Regions from separate parts of the Homo sapiens genome. Here region 1 is linked to region 2. The links are chromatin loops, found by intact Hi-C in ENCODE. Cell type or tissue: Caco-2. All regions are shown on one strand. Each heading gives the region's core, and the rest is flanking DNA. Links, peaks and the distances in the headings are about the cores only. Region 1 overlaps CNOT8 (CCR4-NOT transcription complex subunit 8). Region 2 overlaps LARP1 (La ribonucleoprotein 1, translational regulator).

Region 1 (10,038 bases), core at 1,327-9,326, 56 kb before region 2:
AAAGCAAATAACTGAAAGGATTAGAGCTGACAAGAACATGAAGTTCTGGACTTGGGTGTGCTCAAGAATACTTGGTTACTGGAAAGTGGCTTTCACGTCAGAATGCTGCTTTTGCCTCTCAAACATGTGACATGCAGAATACCATAACAAAAAACAACCACTTTCAAAGTGGACATCAACTTGCTAAAAAAACAGTCTATGTGGCTGGGCGTGGTGGCTCACGCCTGTAATCCCAGCACTTTGGGAGACCAAGCCAGGCGGATCACCTGAGGTCAGGAGTTCGAGACCAGCCTGGCCAGCATAGTGAAACCCCGTGTCTACTAAAAATACAAAAAATTCGGCCAGGCAGAGTGGCTCATGCCTGTAATCCCAGCACTTTGGGAGACCAAGGCAGGCAGATCACCTGAGGTCAAGAGTTTGAAACCAGCCTGGCCAACATGGCGAAACCCTGTCTCTACTAAAAATACAAAAATTAGTAGGGCATGGTGGCGGGCACCTATAATCCCAGCTACTCAGGAGGCTGAGGCAGAAGAAAAGCTTGAACCCGGGAGGCGGAGGTTGCAGTGAGCTGAGATCGCACCACTGCACTCCAGCCTGGGTGACAGAGCAAGGCTTCATCTCAAAAAAAATAAATAATAAATAAATAAAAAATAAATGTTCAACAAACCTCAGCCCACATAACAGACCATCCACTACCTCCTTAGCCTTCAGCAAGTTACTGCCGAGAGGCCTGTGATCACATTCAAGGAAGCTTACCTCTTTCATCCTAAAGAAAGCCATTCCTGTCAGCAGTGAGTCTGAGCCTGCCTGGTGCTGCCTTCCAATCCTCTGCAAATCCAACTGATCAGCAACTTCCTGAAGACCTCCCTGGAGATGTATGGAGAACAAAGATAATATTACAAACCCAACATGCCCCTACTGGAGCCAACTAAGTGCAGTTATGAGTTCACTGAATTCTAGCAAGAAGTGGGGACAGGCCATTTATTTAACAGGCCTTAGTAACCTCTTTTTAGCTCTTTTATTCCCTTTTTCCAGACGCTATATTGTGCTACATCCTACATTTTGCTCCTTTCCATGTTGTTAATTTTTCCAGAACTCTGCCATTAAAATCAGAATTGCAAGGCTGAGGAAATAGTAAATCCCACTCTAATTCTAGACAGCAAAGCTCTATGTCAACAATTTATTACGGTACCAAGTTCTAAAACTTTCTAGAGTTAAGAACTCCTCTAAGAATCTGTTATACCACAGACCCCATCCCTAACAAACAGCATTTATACCTTTTCATTAGGTTCATGGCCCTCGAGTGAAGAATGCCTGCCTTAAGATGACAGAAGCAGAGGGTTCCCTTCATGGCCAGGTTAAAGATCGTTACCACACAAATATCTGACCAAATCAGCTTTATATTATACCCTGTCTACCACCACACTAGCATCTAGTACTCAAAAATGCATGCTGAACACGTAACAATAAAGCAAAGTCAGCTTTTTTTCTGTCCTTCTTTTTGTTACTGGTATTAAGAAAAACATCATATACCTTAAGATTTTTGCAGCTCTTCATCAGGTATTTCACATCATAAATGGATGGGAAGAAAAGGTTCAGAATATGAAAGAATTCATGTTCCTCTTCTGGCAAACGAGAATCTGTAAGCAACTTTACCATATAGCCAAAATCATAGCCACTACAAGAGAATAAACCACAGAGGTTAAAAAAGCAGTGGTTATCAGGCCCCAGTGTTCAACCATTTTATTTCTCAAAGCTTGTAAATGCTACTTCATGTTAGGAACTTTCACTTTTTCTGAGTAGTTTATCGTACTATAATCTGAATCTTTTTTTTTTTTTTTTTTTTTTGAGACAGAGTCTTACTCTGTTGCCCAGGCTGGAGTGCAATGGCACGATCTCGGCTCACTGCAACCTTCACCTCCCAGGTTCAAGCAATTATCCCTGCCTCAGCCTCCCAAGTAGCTGGGATTACAGGCACCCGTCACCATGCCTGGCTAATTTTTGTATTTTTAGTAAAGACAGGGTTTTGCCATGGTGGCCAGGCTGGTCTCGAACTCCTGACCTCAGGTGATCCACCTTTCTCAGCCTCCCAAAGTGCTGGGATTATAGATGTGAGCCACTGCGCCCGGCCTATAATCTGAACTTTCTAATAACAACCTAACAGACTAATATGGGAGATATAAAAAAGTACCCAAGGGGTTTAATTGTAGATTCGATTCACCAAAAATCCAAAAGTACTGAGAAGTTAAAATAAGGAGAATCTGGCTTTCAAGTACCTAAGAAACTCCGAGACAGCCATTTAAAAGATAACCAAGTACTGTGACCCTCTACACCCACCATATTCCCACTTGGAATTAAACCCACTGATAGCCACATGATAGAGCCAAATACTGTGTGAAACAAACCAGTATATGAGCCCCAGTGTTTTGTGAAAAACTGAAACATGGGCAACAAGCACCAATTCAACTTCTGGCTGCTGCTGCTGAACAGAACAGTCACTAGGACTGCAAAAATGACTAAGAATTCAATTCCCTGCTTCAGTGTAGCCCAAAGTGAGAGAGAAATACACATTCCCTAGGACTGACCTATGAAATGAAAGCCATTTGACATTGTCACAGAGAACCACTCCTGATGTCATAAGCAGCTCTGCAAAGTGCAGTGTGTCAATCCCTTCCTCTTCATGCTTCTGAAACTGTAGTCCTGAGTTAGCAAGGAGATCTATGGAATCCTGGGAGTACATGTCCTCTCTAAAAAACAAGGTGTTTATTTATTAACTGGTGAATAATGAAACAGAAGTAGTGGCCACACTATTACCACCACCTTATAATTATAGTACAAGTATTTTTGAAATGCTTTTCCTAACTTAATAGATCAATTCACTCTTTCCAACATTCAAACAAGCATGCAAAGTAGATCATATTTCTGTGACAGATAGAAAAATGAGATTTTCCTCCATAAACTAAATTTCCTAATTATAATAGGTATACATTTGCTCATTATTTAAAAAAAAAAAAAAACCAATAACACCAGGCACAGTGGTGCACGCCTGTAATCCCAGCACTCTGGAAGGCCAAGGCAGGAAGATCACTTCAGACCAGGAGTTCCAGACCAGCCTGGGTGACAGAGTGAGACTCCGTCTCAAAAAAAACAAAACAAACAAAAAAAAAACAACACACACACACACACACAAACAAAGATTAGCCAGGCATGGTGGTATGCACCTGTAGTTCTAACTACTCCGGAGGCTGAGGTGAGAGGATTGTTTGAGGCCAAGAACTGGAGGGGACTCACACCACTGCACTCTAGTCTAGGTGACAGAGCAAGATCCTGTCTCAAAAATAAAATAAGTAGGCCGGGCATGGTGGCTCACACCTGTAATACCAGCACTTTGGGAGGCTGAGACAGGCAGATCACTTGAGGCCCAGAGTTCAAACCAGCCTGGCCAACATGGTGAAACCCTGTCTCTACCAAAAATACAAAAATTAGGCCAGGCGTGGTGGCTCATGCCTGTAATCCCAGAAATTTGGGAGGCCAAGGTGGGCGGATCACGAGGTCAAGAGATCAAGACCATCCTGGCCAACGTGGTGAAACCCTCTCTCTACTAAAAACACAAAAATTAGCTGGGCGTGGTGGCGCACGCCTGTAATCCCAGCTACTTGGGAGCCTGAGGCAGCAGACTCACTTGAATCTGGGAGGCAGAGGTTGTAGTGAGCCAAGCTCGCGCCACTGCGCTCCAGCCTGATGACAGAGCGAGACTCCCTCTCAAAAAAAAAAAAAAAAACACAAAAAAACAAAAATTAGCCGGACGTGGTGGCATGCCCCTGAATCCCAGCTACTCAGGAAGTTGAGGCATGAGAATCACTTGAACCCAGGAGGCAAAGGCTGCAGTGAGCCAAGATGGCGCCACTGTACTCCAGCCTAGGAGACAGAACAAGACTCTGTCTCAAAAAAATAAATAAACTTAAAAAAAAAAAAAAAAAAACCAACAAGGCCGGGTGGGGTGGCTCACGCCTGTAATCCCAGCACTTTGGGAGGCTGAGGTGGGTGGATCACCTGAGGTCGGGAGTTCGAGACCAGCCTGACCAACATGGAGAAACCCCATCTCTACTAAAAATACAAAATTAGCAGGGCGTGGTGGCACATGCCTGTAATCCCAGCTACTCAGGATGCTGAGGTTGGAGAATCGCTTGAACCTGGGAGGCAGAGGTTGCAGTGAGCTGAGAAAGCGCCATCACACTCCAGCCTGGGCAACAGGAGCGAAACTCTATCTCAAAAAAAAAAAATAAACCAACAAAAAAATATTGAGGCACAGATGGTGGGCAGCCAGCTAAGATGACCTGACGCGCCTTCCAGCTGATTCAGGCTGCTTGCCTCAGACTCAGACACCGCCACCATGGCCAGTGAGTCTCAGGGGATCCAGCAGCTGCTGCAGGCTGAGAAATGTGCCACTGAGAAGGTATCCAAGGCCCATGAGCAAAAGACCCAGAGGCTGAAGTAGATCAAAGGAGCAGCTAAGGATGAAACTTAACAGTACCACCTGCAGAGGGAGGAAGTGGTCCAGGCCAAGGAAGCCACAGCCCTGGAATCCCAGTAGCTGCAGCACTCAAGTGGCGTAGGAAGCCCAGAAGAGGACCAGCCTCCAGACCTACTTCTGGCAGAACAAGGCTTGGATAGCCTCTTGGCCACCGTCTGTGACACTGAGCAGAAATCCATGAAAACTACAGCATAAATGGAAAGGAGTGGGAGAAAGAAGTGCCTGTTCCATGAACTGGCGTTTTAGATGCCCTCAGGGAACATAAAGCTTTGGCAAAGCTCAAGTTATATTCTTATGAAGTAAATAGGTCGGGTGCGGTGGCTCACAACTGTATGTAATCCCAGCACTTTGGGAGACCAGAGTGGGTGGATCACGAGGGTCAGGAGTTAAAGACAAGCCTGGCCAAGATGGTGAAACCCCGTCTTTACTAAAAATACAAAAGTTAGCCAGGCATGGTGGGCACCTGTAATCCCAGCTACTTAGGAGGCTGAGGCAGAGAATTGCTTGAACCTGGGAGGTGGAGGTTGCAGTGAGCCGAGATTGCACCACTGCACTCCTGCCTGGGTGACAAAGCAAGACATTACCTCAAAAAAAAAAAAAAAAAAGAAAAGAAAAGAAAAAGAAAAGGCAGTAAATAGGTGGGGCATGGTGGCTCATGCCTGTAATCCCAGCACTCTGGGAGGCCAAGGCGGGCGGATCACAAGGTCAGGAGTTCGAGACCAGCCTGGCCAACATGGTGAAACCCCGTCTCTACTAGAAAAATACAAAAATTATCCAGGCATGGTGGTGGGCGCCTGTAATCCCAGCTACTCGGGAGGCTGAGGCAGGAGAACTGCTTAAACCCGGGAGGCAGACGTTGCAGTGAGCTGAGATTGTGCCACTGCACTCCAGCCTGGGTGACAGAGCAAGACTCTGTTTCAAAAAAAAAGAAAAGGAAAGGAAGTAAATGATTTCTGTATATTACATAGCAGGTCCCTTCACTTCTTGGAGAGTAGCAAATCTAGCTTCTTTGTACAGACTTACAACTTAACTAAAGCTTTTATATTTTAAAAAAGACATTAAAAATTTTTTTTCTCTTTACCTCGTATTTCCTAGAAATGTAATGGGTATGTGTTGTCTGTTCTCCTATGTCTTTTAGCTCAAGCAACACATGTATTATTGTTGACTTTTTCTTTCTTATATCTAGTGAAAGGAAAAAAGTTCTTTGAAGAAAGAAAGAAATTAAGTTTTCTTTTTCCCTAATGCTTCCATGAAGGTCAGGGGCTTTATCTATGAAAAAGTAGCAAATAGTTATTTGTAACCCACGTGAAGCAACAGCCAGCCTTAAAGTAGTCTATTCCTGCTAATGGTTCAAACAATGAATACTAGTGTAATTGTTTGAGCTACTTGTAGTTTCTCTTAATCAAAATTACTAGATGACAGAATTAAATAACTTGTAACATGTTATTACTTGGTATACAGATGATTATCTAAAAGACTCTGTCATGAAAAAAACTGAAAAAATTAATGGTCGTATAATGCTACCCCACAGATCCAATACCTTTGTTTACAGATCTTTCCAGACTATTTTCTCTATCTACACATACACACCTACATCCCTTACATCTCTACATCACAGACCATCTTTACAAATCAATACTCATCCATTGTAACACTGTCATAATATTCCACTCTAAAGATATATCCATTAATTCAACCACAGGAATTATTTATAATACCATGTAATACAAAAGTAAGGAAATAAGCTAAACGACTCCTGTTCCACTAGACTTTCACTTGCTTTTCATATAAACTTGGGTTAGACAATAAGAAAACCACTGCAATCTTGATTTTTTTCCACTAAATTAAAACCAATGATGAATCACAAGTTTCTTTTCCACTTAAATAAACATTTTTTTTTTGTTTTGCTTATTATAACTAGGCTTCAATCCCAAGTAAACATTATTTTTTTTCTTTTTCTTGAGGCAGAGTCTCATTCTGTCACCTAGGCTGGAGTGCAGTGGCACAATCTCGACTCACTGCAGCCTCCACCTCACAGGTTCAAGTGATCCTCCCACCTCAGCCTCCTGAGTAGCTGGGATTACAGGCACCTGCCAGCATACCCAGCTAATTTTTTTATTTTTAGTAGAGATGGGGTTTCACCACATTGGCCAGGCTGGTCTTGAACTCCTGGCCTCAAGTGATCCAGTGATCCACCCACCTCGGCCTCCCAGAGTGCTGGAGTTACAGGCGTGAGCCACCACGCCCGGCTGCAAGTAAACATTATTTTAAACCCAAACATACCCAAACCACTCAGTGAAATAACTCATTTTTCTTCCTTGTATTATATTATTTTTATGGTACAAACTACAGGCTTTGACAATAAACTAAAAAATGCAGTTAAAGGAAAGATCCAGATGATCTCCCAAAATTACTTGAACCTCAAGGAAATTTCCAAAACATACGAACAACAATAAAAAAAATTACTCCTTCCAGGAACAATGGCTCCACCTGTAATCCCAACACTCTGGGAGGCCAAAGCGGGCTGATCACTTTCTACAAAAAATCAGCTGGGCATGGTGGCGTGCACCTGTAGTCCCAGCTACTTAGGGGGCTGACGTGGGAGGATCAGATAAGCCTGGGAGATTGAGGCTGCAGTAAGCCATGTTAGCACCACTGCACTCTAGCCTGGGTGACAAAGCGAGACCCTGTATTGACAGGAAAAAAAGATTACTCCTAAATCATGAAACACTCCCGATGCCCAGTTAAACAAAGCAGGATACAATAGGAAGTACACTAACATCATTTTATGCAATCAGCAAAATGACAGTCTCCCCGAAATTTTCTTTGAAAATTCCTGGGCATACATCCAAAAGAACTGAAGGCAAGACCTTGAAGAAATATTTGCACACCCATGTTCATAGCAGCAATATTCACAACAGTCAAGAGGTAGAAAAAACCCACGTGTCTATCAACAGATGAATAAACAAAATGCGGTATATACATACCATGGAATTTTCCACTGCCTAGGAGTGGAATTGCTAGGTCATATGGCAACTCTATGTTTAACCTTTTCAGGAACTGCAAAACTATTTTCCAGAATTTCCCCCAAAATTCTATATTCCCAGCAGCAATGTATGAGGGTTCCAATTTTCTCCACACCCTCAACAACACTTATTATGTCTTTTTGACTATAGCCATTCTAGTGGGTGTGAAGTGGTATCCCAATGTGGGTTTAATTTGCATTTCCCTCATGACTAATGATGTTGAGCATCTTTTCATGTGCTTACTGGCCATCTGTACATTATCTTTCAAGAAAAGTCTATCTTTTGCACATTTTTAGTTGGGTTGTTTATCTTTTCATTGTTGAGCTGCTGCAGTTCTTTAAGCAGGACTTCACTTGCTGAGATTCCCTGTTCCGTCCTCTGCTTGACCGCTCTATCCAACACCCACCTGGATTCAGTGAAAACAAAACTTAAAATTAACGCATTTATTTAGAAATCACTTACGTAAGGTTAAATTTGAAATTGAACTGCCAAGTATTGATTCCAGAAGGATACTCTCCCTTCTCATTTGTGAATGTAAGGCCCAGCTGGATAATTTTTAAAAGGTCAACATTGCACCGCAGAAGCTGATATTGGTAATCTATGGAACTACGAAATTCACCAATTGGTCGCACCACAACACCTGGAAATTCTGTGTCCTGGAAAAGGAAAAAGTCTCTCATCACAAGGTTTCACAAAACAGTGGATGCTGAATTGGTAATTCATAAATAAAATTTTACCTCCATTTATAAAAGTTATGTGGCAAGCCCCAAACTTGGGCACAAAATTCTTTTTGTGTTTTTTTGAGATAGGGTTGGTCTGTCTCTGTCACCCAGGCTGGAGGGCAGTGGCACAATCACAGCTCACTACAGCCTCAACCTCACAGGTGCAATCAATCCTCCCACCTCAGCCTCCCTAAGTAGCTGGAACTACAGGTGCACACCACCACACCCAGTTAATTATTGTATTTTTTTGTAGAGATGGGGTTTCACCATGTTGCCCAGGCTGGTCTCAAGTGATCCACCTGCCTCGGCCTCCCAAAGTGCACAGATTACAGGCATCAGCCAACACACCCAGCCAAAATCCTATCTTAAAATACTGATCTTGTTGGTATCTACTGAAGAAGCACTAAAATCATGAAGCTTTGCACAACAACTTGATCCTAAATAAGCAGAATGTCAATAGAAAGAGTTGAGTAACTACAGGTAGATATGCAGTCAATTAAGAACATTCTAGGTAGAGAACAATATATGAATAAAAATACAAATACAGGGAAGTGAAACAGCCATTCAGAAAAAAATATAAAGAGACAGGCTTAGCTTGAGTGAAAAGACTGGAAGGAGCTCTGAATACCAAGCTAAAGACTTAACTCTGTAATTTCTTTTTTTTTTTTGGGACGGAGTCTCGCTCTGTCCCCCAAGCTGGAGTGCAGTGGCACGATCTCGGCTCACTGCAAGCTCTGCCTCCCGGGTTCACGCATTCTCTGCCTCAGCCTCCCGAGTAGCTGGGACTACAGGCGCCCACCACCATGCCCGGCTAATTTTTTGTATTTTTAGTAGAGGCAGGGTTTCACCGTGTTAGCCAGGATGGTCTCAATCTCCTGACCTCGTGATCCGCCCGTCTCGGCCTCCCAAAGTGCTGGGATTACAGGCGTGAGCCACCGCGCCCGGCCAACTCTATAATTTCTAAAGCAGGAGTCACAAACTCCAAGCAGCTAATGTAAAGGAGTAAAGTCAGCTAGGTATGAAAATAGTACAAGTAATCGGGACTGGAGTAAAACAGAGAGCACATGCCCGTCTACAGGAGGCCCTTAATATTACCACAATACTCATCTCTCTCTCCAGCCAGTGTCAGGCAGGAGTGGATAACAGATATTGCCAGATCTTCCTATTTTTTTTTTTCAGAGATGCCAGAAATCTGGAATTCAAGTGAGTTCTATTGACTTTTAAATGCTGGCAATAAATTTTTAAAATTCTTAACATCGTATAGTCAAATCCAACATATCTGTGGAACAGCTGGGCCCTAGGGGATGACGTAACTTCTGCTTTAAAGACTTTCAAACAGAATAATGTTATAAAAAATCTAAGATACTAGAGGTTACATCCTTCTCAGAGACACTGGCTACCTTGATATTTCATGAAGCAACACAACCTTCCATCCGGTTTAATTTACAATGGCTTTAGTGGAACATACCCATTCTTTTCAAAATCTCAAATTAAACATTCCCTAAACCCATCCATATAAGAAGGTGAGTCAAGCTGGGCATAGTGGTATGAGCCTGCAGTCCCAGCAACCTGGAAAGGTGAGGTGGGAGGACTGCTTGAGCCCAGGAGTTCAAGGCTGCAGTGAGCTATGATTGCATCTGTGAATAGCCACCGCACTCCAGCCTGGGCAACAGAGCAAGACCCCAACTTTAAAAGTGACAAAGAAGGTGAGTCAGAGTAGAGCTCCTTACCATGGCAATATAACTGTAACTGAGCA
Region 2 (10,038 bases), core at 1,263-9,262:
CTCTACCCAGGCTTTTTGGCAAAAAACAACCCTCACCCTCCGTAACTAGTCATCTTCCTTGTCCCTCCTCCTCACTTCCCTTCCAGGGCCTTCTAAGCAGCTTACTTTCTTTTGTAAAATCAATCACCAGGAAAGGGGAAAAAAAAAAAAAAAGAGCTACAATGGAACAAAACAAAAACATTTAACAACTTTGACACAGGGGCTCAGCACCTCTATCTGAGCCCCAGGGGTCCAGGCTGGGGCACGGCTGGATGGCCCTTCTCTACTGGTAGTGCCTTTGCTCCCAAGTGCAGGAAGAGGGCTAAAGAGAAACCTGCCCCTTAACAGGGCTGAGGCACACAGACCTGCTGATGTCTGATGCCCAGAGGTTATGTTGGCATGGACCAACCTTGGAAGGGATAGGATGAACAGAGGGATCTGGGCAGGCTGTTGCTTTATCTCAGGTCTTGGATCCCCATGGGACGATGGTAGGTGTGAAGTGGTTAGCCCTGATGGCCCCTGCCACTTCTGGCATGCTTGTCACAGATACATCGGTCCTAAATTCAAGTGTCTTCAGAAAGTGAAGATGTAAACTACTCTTTGCAACATTAACTCCTAACATGTTACCAAAAACAAAAACAAAAACAAAAACAAAAAAAAAGGAAAGAAAAGAAAAAGCTCCCCTACCAACCACCAGCCGATGTTGAGATGAAGTCCTCACCTCCCTGCCCCAAAGGGGCTTCCTTTCAGGGATGTCTGTGAAGAAGATGGCAGCCCCCTGGCCTGGGAGTAAACTCTAGGTAATAACAGCCTTTCCCCATACCCTAAGGCTTCCTTGTGCCCCAAACCAGCAGAGGAAAAACACTGAGGTTTCTGTGGTGCTGGATACAGTACAGGGCTGCGTGACCTGAAGGAAAGAAAGGAAAGGAGAAGGGGGTCCAGGAATCCAGTGTCCGGTACAATGTGGGGCAGGCACCAGACTGGGCAGGGAAAGGCCTCGGATACCACCATCATAGCAGAGACCAGACGCTCATCCTTGGTTTGAGACATGAAGTCACAGGAACTGAGATGGGCTTCCCACATACCAACCACTGGGAGGGCAAAGGTGGGGAAGGGCACAGGCTAAAAATTAACAAGGTGCCCAAGGTAAAGGGCAAGCCCTTGTCAGCCTGGGATACTGTCTCCTACTCCCAACCTTTGGGCCCAACAGAGGAACCAGTTGAAAAGGAGGGCCAAAGACATTGCAGTAAGTAAGCAACAGGACAATGAACTCCATGTTGCCCAGATCCCACTGAGAGTGAACGTGCAGTCATGCCCATAACCGACACACATCCCAGTCCATGTGGGTCAGTCCTTCATCACCCTCCCTGCCTTCTGACAACAGCAGACTCCAGCCATTCCATTATCATTCACAGCCCAACCCAAGCAGTCAGTGGCTGAAGAAAGAGAATCAGGTATACTCTATGTCCACATATACCTTCCTGCCACAGGGCTTCACCAACTGGCAGGATTCCCCCCAGCCCCCAACTCCTCCTCATCCCTTGTTCCCAGGCGGGTCAATTGGAGAGTGAGCAGAGATAGATGGCTTGCAGAAGGGTATGCAAGATGGGGAGACTCCACCAGACCTTAGGGAGAGAATGGCATCTTTCTCCACCTTTTAAGAGAGACAGAGCCTCCCTGAGGTCTCAAAGATTTTTCAGGGCAACACAAGAAACGTTTCCAAGCCTCAGCTGCAGGTGTTCACCTTTCCACTCTGGGGTGTGAGGAGATGGTAAGCTGAGGACAAGTGTGTTCCAGATGCAGGCCAACTCTGTTCTCCAACAGTTTGAACCAACTTGGCCTTGGGGTTCCAAGGGTAGGATGAAGGGTGTCACGGCAGGACGGGGCCTGGCGTGAGGCAACAGCAAGCAGAGCGAGGACACAACAGTGGCAGCAGTGTACAGACACAGGACGTCAGCTTCAAACGATGCAACAGCAGGGATATCTTGGGCACGGCTCTGATTCGAGCCACTCCCAACTCTCTTGCCTCCAGGATGGAGGCACTGTACATGCAACAGTCCAGAGAAAGATTCTAGCCAGTCCAAGCCCAGGCACATCCAGAGAAGGTGGGAGCTCTTCGGGTTGACTCCACCGAGGAAAACAGGCATTTGGGTATTTCAGATTCCCGCTCCACAATAAGGCAACTTTTAAAAAAATATTATTTCCAAAAACAAAACAAAAATTCCAAGGGGAGGGGAAAGACATTACTTTCTGTGGATTAGGTGGGGGTTTTCTGATTTTTTTTTTTTTTTTGGTCTTTTATGGTCGATTTTGTCTTTTTTCTTCTTTTTTCCCCATTTTTTCAAGGATGGAAAGGTCAGAGAAAAATAAAATAAAACATCTTTCAATAGTCTTTCCTGGTAAAAGCAGCGTCTCTCTGGGCTGGGGAGTAAAGGGTGTGGGGCAAGGGGAGTGGGGAGAGGCTGAAACCTTCCCCCAAACCCCAGTTTTAGATCCTTTGGTTTCCTTCTCCCAGAAGATGGCAGAAGGGCATGGTGGGAACAGCAGGGAGAAAATATGGTGATGACAAACCCCAGATGATCAAGGGGCTGATGCTCCTGGGGCCCAGAGGTACCACCAGAGCCTTCTATGAGACAGTGCTGGGCAATGGGGGGGCCCGCAGGGCCTTCTTGTGGGCTGCATAGTTGGCTTGAGGGGGAGCAGGAGGTTAGGGGTGGGGACCAGGGTTGCAGCCTACTAGCCTCGGGCAGGGCTGCAGAGTGATTTTGGTAATCCAGATGAACTATCAATAATTTAAAACTTGATATATATATATGTATATATATATAAAAATCTCCCCCCTTTCCCTCCCCCCTTAGAAGAAGCTAGGATGTCAAGAGTCATGGAGAGAGGAGGGGGAAGGGGATGTAGAGGCTCCTGCCCAGGGGTACCTCTGATAGCCCAAATGGTGTATACATTGCTACTCAGCACAAAGGCCTGTCCTAGTAACTCCAGGCCTGTCCCTTCATTGTCCCCTTTCCTGGGACTGGGCACCCCCATGGACTCTTACCCACCCTACCCCTTTCCCCCCTCAAGCCCCAGGGCTAAGGAGCTTTTCACTTTCCCAAAGTCTGTGTGTTCGAGTGCTGGCTTGTCCATTTGGCATCTTCCCGGACAGGCTGGCCGGTGGGTGGTGTAGGGGGTTGGCTGATCATGGCAGCAGGCCTGCTGGAAGACTGGGAGGGGCACCGCTTCCTGCCCTCACCGCCGCCACCTCCTGCTACCACTGAGTGTCGCTTGTGGTTGCCCTCCTCACCCATGGGGGGCTGCAACAGAGGAAGGAGTCACAGGTGATCAGAAGCACTATCTACGCCCTCTTCCTTGCCAGGCCCGTCTAGACACTTCCTACTTTCTACCTCCAAATATAGAAAATGAATGGGTTTAACCTTAAAAATAAATTATAAGTTATTAAGCGTTTCTTCATGCCAAGCCTTGTGCTGTTTTATGCACACTCTCTCATGGGGTCAGCATCACCCTTTGATGTGGACCCATGGACATCTGATTTTATAGATGAGGAAACTGAAGCACAAAAAAGTAACTTCCCCAGGGTCTCATAGCTGGTAACCGATAAAGACAAAATTTAGGTCTACCTGCCCCAAAAGGCCAGGCTTTTATCCAACCTCATTTCTGCTTCCCTTCCAAGAAGGGATCTCTTGCTCAGAAATGTGGAATGTGGCATGCAGTATGCTGCGACGTCTCAGCTCAGAAGGCCCAGATCCTTCTGGGGATCACCTCATTCTCTTCAAGGTCCAGAGGATCCTGAACTAAGACTCAGACCATGCTCCAGACTGGCCTTACCACTAACAAAGGTCTTATAACCCCGAAGACAGACGTTTCCTTCCCATTTTGGGAACCAAAACTGAGTCCTTGTTCCACCCTAATAGGTCTACTTATCACAAAGGTTCTCTGTGACTTGTACCCTGCTCCCCTCCCTTCTCCTCCTCAAGGGTGGAAATGCTTAAGAATAAAAGAAAACAGATTTGTGTTTATATTGAGAGACCTGAGTGGCTCTGCCATTATGTCACTGGATGGCCACGAACCTCAGTTAACCTAATAAGTCCTGTCTGCGTCACCACATAAGGGTTAAATAAGGTCAATGTAAAGTACCTGGCACATAATAAACACTTAATAAATGGCAGTTTTAAAATAATAAATGTGATGATTTGGCTGTGTCTCCACCCAAATCTCGATCTTGAATTGTAGTTCCCATAATCCCCACATGTCGCGGGAGGGACCAGGTGGAGATAATTGCATCATGGGGGCAGTTTCCCCCATCTTGTTCTCGTGATAGTGAGTGAGTTCTCACAAGATCTGACGGTCTTATAAGGGGCTTTTGGGCCGGGCGCGGTGGCTCATGCCTGTACTCCCAGCACTTTGGGAGGCCAAGCAGGTGGATCACAAGGTCAGGAGTTTGAGACCTGCCTGGCCAACATGGTGAAACCCCATCTCTACTAAAAATACAAAAATTAGCCAGGCGTGGTGGTGCGCACCTATAATCTCAGCTACTCAGGAGGCTAATGCAGGAGAATCACTTAAACCCGGGAGGCGGAGGTTGCAGTGAGCCAAGATCGTGCCACTGCACTCTAGCCTGGGTGACAGAGCAAGACTCTGTCTCCAAAAAAAAAAAGGGGGGGTGGGGGGGGGGGGCTTTTACTTCCCTTCACTCTGCACTTCTCCTTGCTGCCACCATGTGAAGAAGGATGTATTTGCTTCCCCTTCTGCCAAGATTTTAAGTTTCCTGAGGCCTCCCTGGCCATGCAGAACTGTGAGTCAATTAAACCTCTTTCCTTTATAAATTACCCAGTCTCAGGTATGTCTTTATTAGCAGAGTGAGAAGAGACTAATACAAAATGTTAAGGGCTAGTCTAATTGTCATTTACTTGCATTTGCCTTTTTGCTAAAAGGTTTGAAGGGAATAAGACAAAGAGACATCTCTACTACATTATAAACTCTCAGAAGGAAAAACTGAGCCTCTTTCCCTTATCTCTAAAGCACCGAGCACAGAGACATCCAATCAGTATCTGCTGAATCAATTAAATCACTCCAACTTCCCTTGATATACCCAGCAGTAATAACCCAGCCCTGCCACTGGATGTCACCGTTGAGGCGCTGCTCCAAGAACATAAGAGACCTGGGCATTAATTTATAAACTGGGGTTGGAATTGGCTTTTTCCAGAAAGAACAAATGTGTGTATCTTGGATACCCATCCTGATCAACTAGTAGTGGCTAACTTGGGCACAGTAGCAAGGAGGATGGTGAGATAGGAGAGAAAGAGCATTATGATGGTACCACAGAAAGGGTAAGCAGGAGCAACCATACAACTATCTCCAACTAGCCTTCATTGGCCACTCACTCTCCATTTTAAAGGTGAAAAAGCAAAGCCCAAATTGTGGGGAGCAGGGAGAGGGGTTCCTGGGCTAGGGGCACAGCTGGACCAGAATCCAAGTATCCTGATTCCTGGTCCAGTTTTCTTTCCAGGACAAGCAGAGTTAGAGAAAGAGTTTCACTTACATCTACTCGGAAGTCTTCAAGACGTCGGAATTTGCCGAGGTATTCTTGCAGTTTGGGGTCAATGTCCAAATTTTTGGCTTTGGAATATTTCAAGAAGGCCCAGAACTTCTCCAGCCCATACAGTTGGCCTGTAGGGAGAGGTACAGAAAAGCTGAGCTGGTGAGGATAAAGAAGCTCAGAGGAGAGAGGGAGGTGTTGTGTAATACACAGAAAGACCCAGGTCCAACTGGGGAAGAGGAGGCCTACATGACCAGGCCTCACTCAGATCCAACTCTGGCTCTTACCAGCTTCATAGTCCTTCACCGTTTCCTCCTGAAAATCCTTGAATATGTCCAGCCGGAACTTCTTTTCCAGGCCATAACTGTAGTATCGAAAAAGGCACTCCAAACCATATCTGTAGAACACAAGTCAGTGAAATCAGGGCAGTTTCTTCATCTGTAAAACGGGAAATGTGCCTGCATAACAGAGGAACTATGAAACAGTTTAAACTACATGTTATTTCTGTATTGAAAAAACAGCATACACGCTTTTAGAATGCTAGTCTAAGTGGGTCCAGCATAAAATGTTCAGAGATTTCCTGCAGTCAAGGAACTCTGTCCCCCTGCCACAGACATTTGTTTACTCCTATTCTTTTATGAAGTATCTATGGTTGCTTTCTGCTACAATAACAGAGTGAACGGAGTTGAGTAATTACGACAAACACCTTATGGCCAACAAAGCCTAAAGTATTTACTGACTCTTTCTAGAAAAAGTTGGCCAATCCCTGGTATAACTCTGCAAAGCCATTTGACCATGCCAATTAGTAGGTTTGTTCATTTATCTGACTCAGAAATTTCACTTCAAGGAACACATGCGGCCAGGCGCTGTGGCTCATGTCTATAATGCAAGCACTTTGGGAGGCCAAGGCACGCAGATCACTTGAGGTCCGGAGTTCAAGACCAGCCTGGCCAACATGGTGAAACCCCATCTCTACCAAAATACAAAAATTAGCCAGGTGTGGTGGTGGGTGCCTGTAATCTCAGCTACTCGGGAGGCTGAGGCAGAAGAATCGCTTGAACCTGGGAGGTGGAGGTTGCAGTGAGCCGAGATTGCGCCACTGCACTCCAGCCTAGGTGACACAGTGAGACTCGTCTCCAAAATAAAATAAAACAAAACAAAAACAAACACATGCCAATAGATTTAGATCTTTTTTTTTTCTTTTTTTTGAGACAGAGTCTCGCTCAGTCACCCAGGCTGGAGTGCAGTGGCACGATCTTGGCTCACTGCAACCTCTGCCTCCTGGGTTCAAGCCATTCTCCTAGCTCAGCCTCCCGTGTAGCTGGAACTACAGGCATGTGCCACCACACCCAGCTAATTTGTGTATTTTTAGTAGAGACGGGGCTTCACCATGTTGGCCAGGCTGGTCCCAAACTCCTGACCTCAAGTGATCTGCCTGCCTCGCACTCCCAAAGTGCTGGGATTACAGGTGTGAGCCACAGCACCCAGTCCAGATTTAGATCTTAACAGATGTACCAAACTGTTTACAGCAGCATTAATTAAGCAAAATACAAATGTCAACGAATAGAGATGCAATTAAGAAAAATCATGGCAAATCTATACAATGGAGTAATATAAGCTATTAGAAATTAATAGTAAGGCAGGGCGCGGTGGCTCACAAAGTAATCCCAGCACTTTGGGAGGCTGAGACAGGCGGATCACAAGGTCAGGAGATCGAGACCATCCTGGCTAACACAGCGAAACCTCGTCTCTACTAAAAATACAAAAAAAATTAGCCAGGCGTGGTGGCAGGCGCCTGTGGTCCCAGCTACTCGGTAGGCTGAGGCAGGAGAATGGCGTGAACCCGGGAGGTGGAGGTGGAGGTTGCAGTGAGGCAAGATCGCACCACTGCACTCCAGCCTGGGCGACAGAGCGAGACTCCACCTCAAAAAAAAAAAAAAAAAAGAAATAGTATAAATGTATACTTAAGGATACTGAAGAATGCTTACAATAATACATTATCAAATGGAAAAGACATGTTCAAACATGTTAGACGTAGAATGAGCCCATGAGTCCATTTTTGTAAACAAGTATGTAAATTTTACAACTACACATGCATACAAAGTCTGGAAGAGCACAAACTTCATAGGATGAGCTAAATACATTAAATATGCCAAGAAGAAACTAGGAAGCTTGATGGCAGAAGAACACTTGCTGTCTCTGGAATGATGGATGTTTTCATCAGCTTTTCCAAACTTGTCTTTTTTCATGTAGTTTACAGAGAGCACATTTTACATTGAAAATTGGGGAGGGGGTGGGGGTGTGGGGAGGTCTTTTTTTTTTTTTTAATAGAAACAGGGTCTTACTATGGCAGAACGATCGCTTGAGCCCAGGCTGGTCTCGAACTCCTGGGCTCAAGTGATCCTTCTGCCTTGACCTCCCGAAGCGCTGGGATTATAGGCGTGAGCCACCCAGCCAGGAAAAAAGGACTCAAGGTTTTTTTAATAGCAAAATATTGGAAACAACCTAAGTATCCACTAATAGGAGATGGACTAAATAAATCATGGTACATCCATATAAGACCATGTTACAGCCCATAAAAAAAGAACAACAAAGTTAATTATGTACAGATATAGAATGATCTCCAAAATATAGTATTAAACAAAAACAAATGCAAGGTGCAAAAAATATTATAACGTAGGCCAGCTTTTGCGTAAACAAAAGGAGTGGTAGTGGCATGGAAGACTACACAGATGTCTACTTACTTACATAGGGTCCTTTATAAAGGACCCACAAGATTCTAATACTGGTTGCCTGTGGGGAAAGACACCAGATGGGTGGGGGACAGGGATAAGACAACTCTTCATTATACAACCTTTTAAAATGTTTGAAATTTGAACCATGTGAATATACTGCTCATTTAAAAACAAATTTTTCATCAAGTATATGAATGAACATACACATGCAAGGAATTTCCAACTACAGTTCTGGAAGCAGACCAACTAGGGATCCCACATCATCCCTAAGCACCAGCCAAAGTCCCCCACCCAAACCTGCTCACCTGTAGCCTTCTTTGGCGTCCTCCAGAGCCAGCTGCTTGAACTCCTCATACATCTTTTTGTTGAAGTGATCTCGGAGGAAGAAGGACCAGAAGCGGAAGAGTGTGTTCATCTCCTGAGACTGGCCAATGCCCAAGCGTTTCCGCTCTGATGGGAAAGAAAGGAGGAAAGGCATGTCTCAGGTTCAGGCTGCCCTTGCTTCAGGGAGAAAGGATCCTGGAACTTAAGACTTGGTCCTTTCTCATGTACTTCCAAATCCCCTCACTCATCATCTGCCACTCAGTCATTCAGCAGATATCTATTGAGCACTAACCACTCTGCCCCAGGCCCTGATGCTGGGAGCTGGGCCTGTACTTTTCCAGGAGCAGGTGGCAGCAGCTTCTGAACCAGGCTGGCAGTCTAGCTCTTCACCTCAACTGGTACTACTTTCAAGTGCCGTCGAGACAAGACAAGGCATGAACAAATTGTTTGTAAATTCTAACAAACTGTATTTAGCTCATTACCAATATTTACCTCAAGAGTCCTACAATAGTCACAAGTACAAAACAGTAATATCAAAAAATGCACAACACCAAAAGCACAAGCAACAAAACAAGAGAAAATGAATATCATTAAAACAAAAAAATTTTGTGCATCAAAAAAGTGAAAAGATAACCCATAGAATCAGAGAAAATATTTGCAAATCACGTATTTGATAAAGGAATTCCTACAACTTAATAACTAGAAAAACAATCCAGTTAAAAAAGCATCTTGGCTGGGCAAGGTTGCTCACGTCTGTAATTCCAGCACTTTGTGAGGCTGAGGAGGGAGGACTGCTTAAGGCCAGGAGTTCAAGACCACCATGGTCAACATAGTGAGACCCCTGTCTCTACAGAAAACTTTTAGTAATTAGATTGGTATGGTGGAGCATGCCTGTAGTCCCAGCTACTCAGGAGGCTGAGGCAGGAGGATTGCTTGAGCCCAATAGTTCGAGACTGCAGTGGGCTATAATTAAGTCACTGCATTCCTGCCTGGGTGACAGAGTAAAACGCTGTCTCAAAAATAAATGTTAAATAATAAAAATAAAGAAAAATAGACAAACAATAACAAGTGTTGGAAGGATGTGAAAAACCAGAAGACTCACATATTGCTTTTAGAAATATAAAACGAAAATTTTATATTTCAATATAAAATTCCAAAATTTCCACTTTGGAAAACAGAGTTTAATTTTGTCAAAGGGTTAAACATGGTTACCCCATGACCCAGCAATACTACTCTTCTAACCAAAATAAAGGAGAAACTACGTCTACAGGAAACCTGTATGTGAATATGCCCAGTAGCATCATTCACAATAGACAAAAAGTAGAAACAACCCAAATGCCAATCAACTGATGAATGGATACACAAAATGTGATACATCCATACGATGGAATATGATTTGGCAATAAAAAGAATAAAGTACTGATGCATGCTATGACATGAACCTTGCTGTGT

What was found. Hi-C counts contacts between places; a loop is a spot of excess contacts. Peaks named below come from ENCODE experiments on the same cell type or tissue, not always from the same donor. Only the 100,000 strongest peaks of a DNase experiment are listed, where the experiment ranks them.
Region 1: it touches region 2 in a loop (5-fold over the local background); 16 of 110 quality-filtered maps call a loop at or near these places.

What each region holds. Positions count from the first base shown.
Region 1 is chr5:154,863,370-154,873,407 of GRCh38, reverse strand. It overlaps CNOT8 (CCR4-NOT transcription complex subunit 8), which reads right to left. Exons shown (of 7, transcript NM_001301073.2): 2 at 10,013-10,038; 3 at 8,023-8,216; 4 at 2,586-2,747; 5 at 1,534-1,678; 6 at 757-867. Among named protein-coding and RNA genes, the nearest start is that of CNOT8, 9.8 kb to the right of the region's middle. In Caco-2, for the core only: no CTCF peak of the experiment used is centred there; a DNase peak (open chromatin) is centred at 4,577.
Region 2 is chr5:154,807,133-154,817,170 of GRCh38, reverse strand. It overlaps LARP1 (La ribonucleoprotein 1, translational regulator), which reads right to left. Exons shown (of 19, transcript NM_033551.3): 16 at 8,568-8,712; 17 at 5,815-5,924; 18 at 5,531-5,658; 19 at 1-3,284. The coding sequence ends at 3,075. Among named protein-coding and RNA genes, the nearest start is that of MIR378H, 17 kb to the left of the region's middle. In Caco-2, for the core only: a CTCF peak has its summit at 5,112 (motif pointing right); a DNase peak (open chromatin) is centred at 5,120.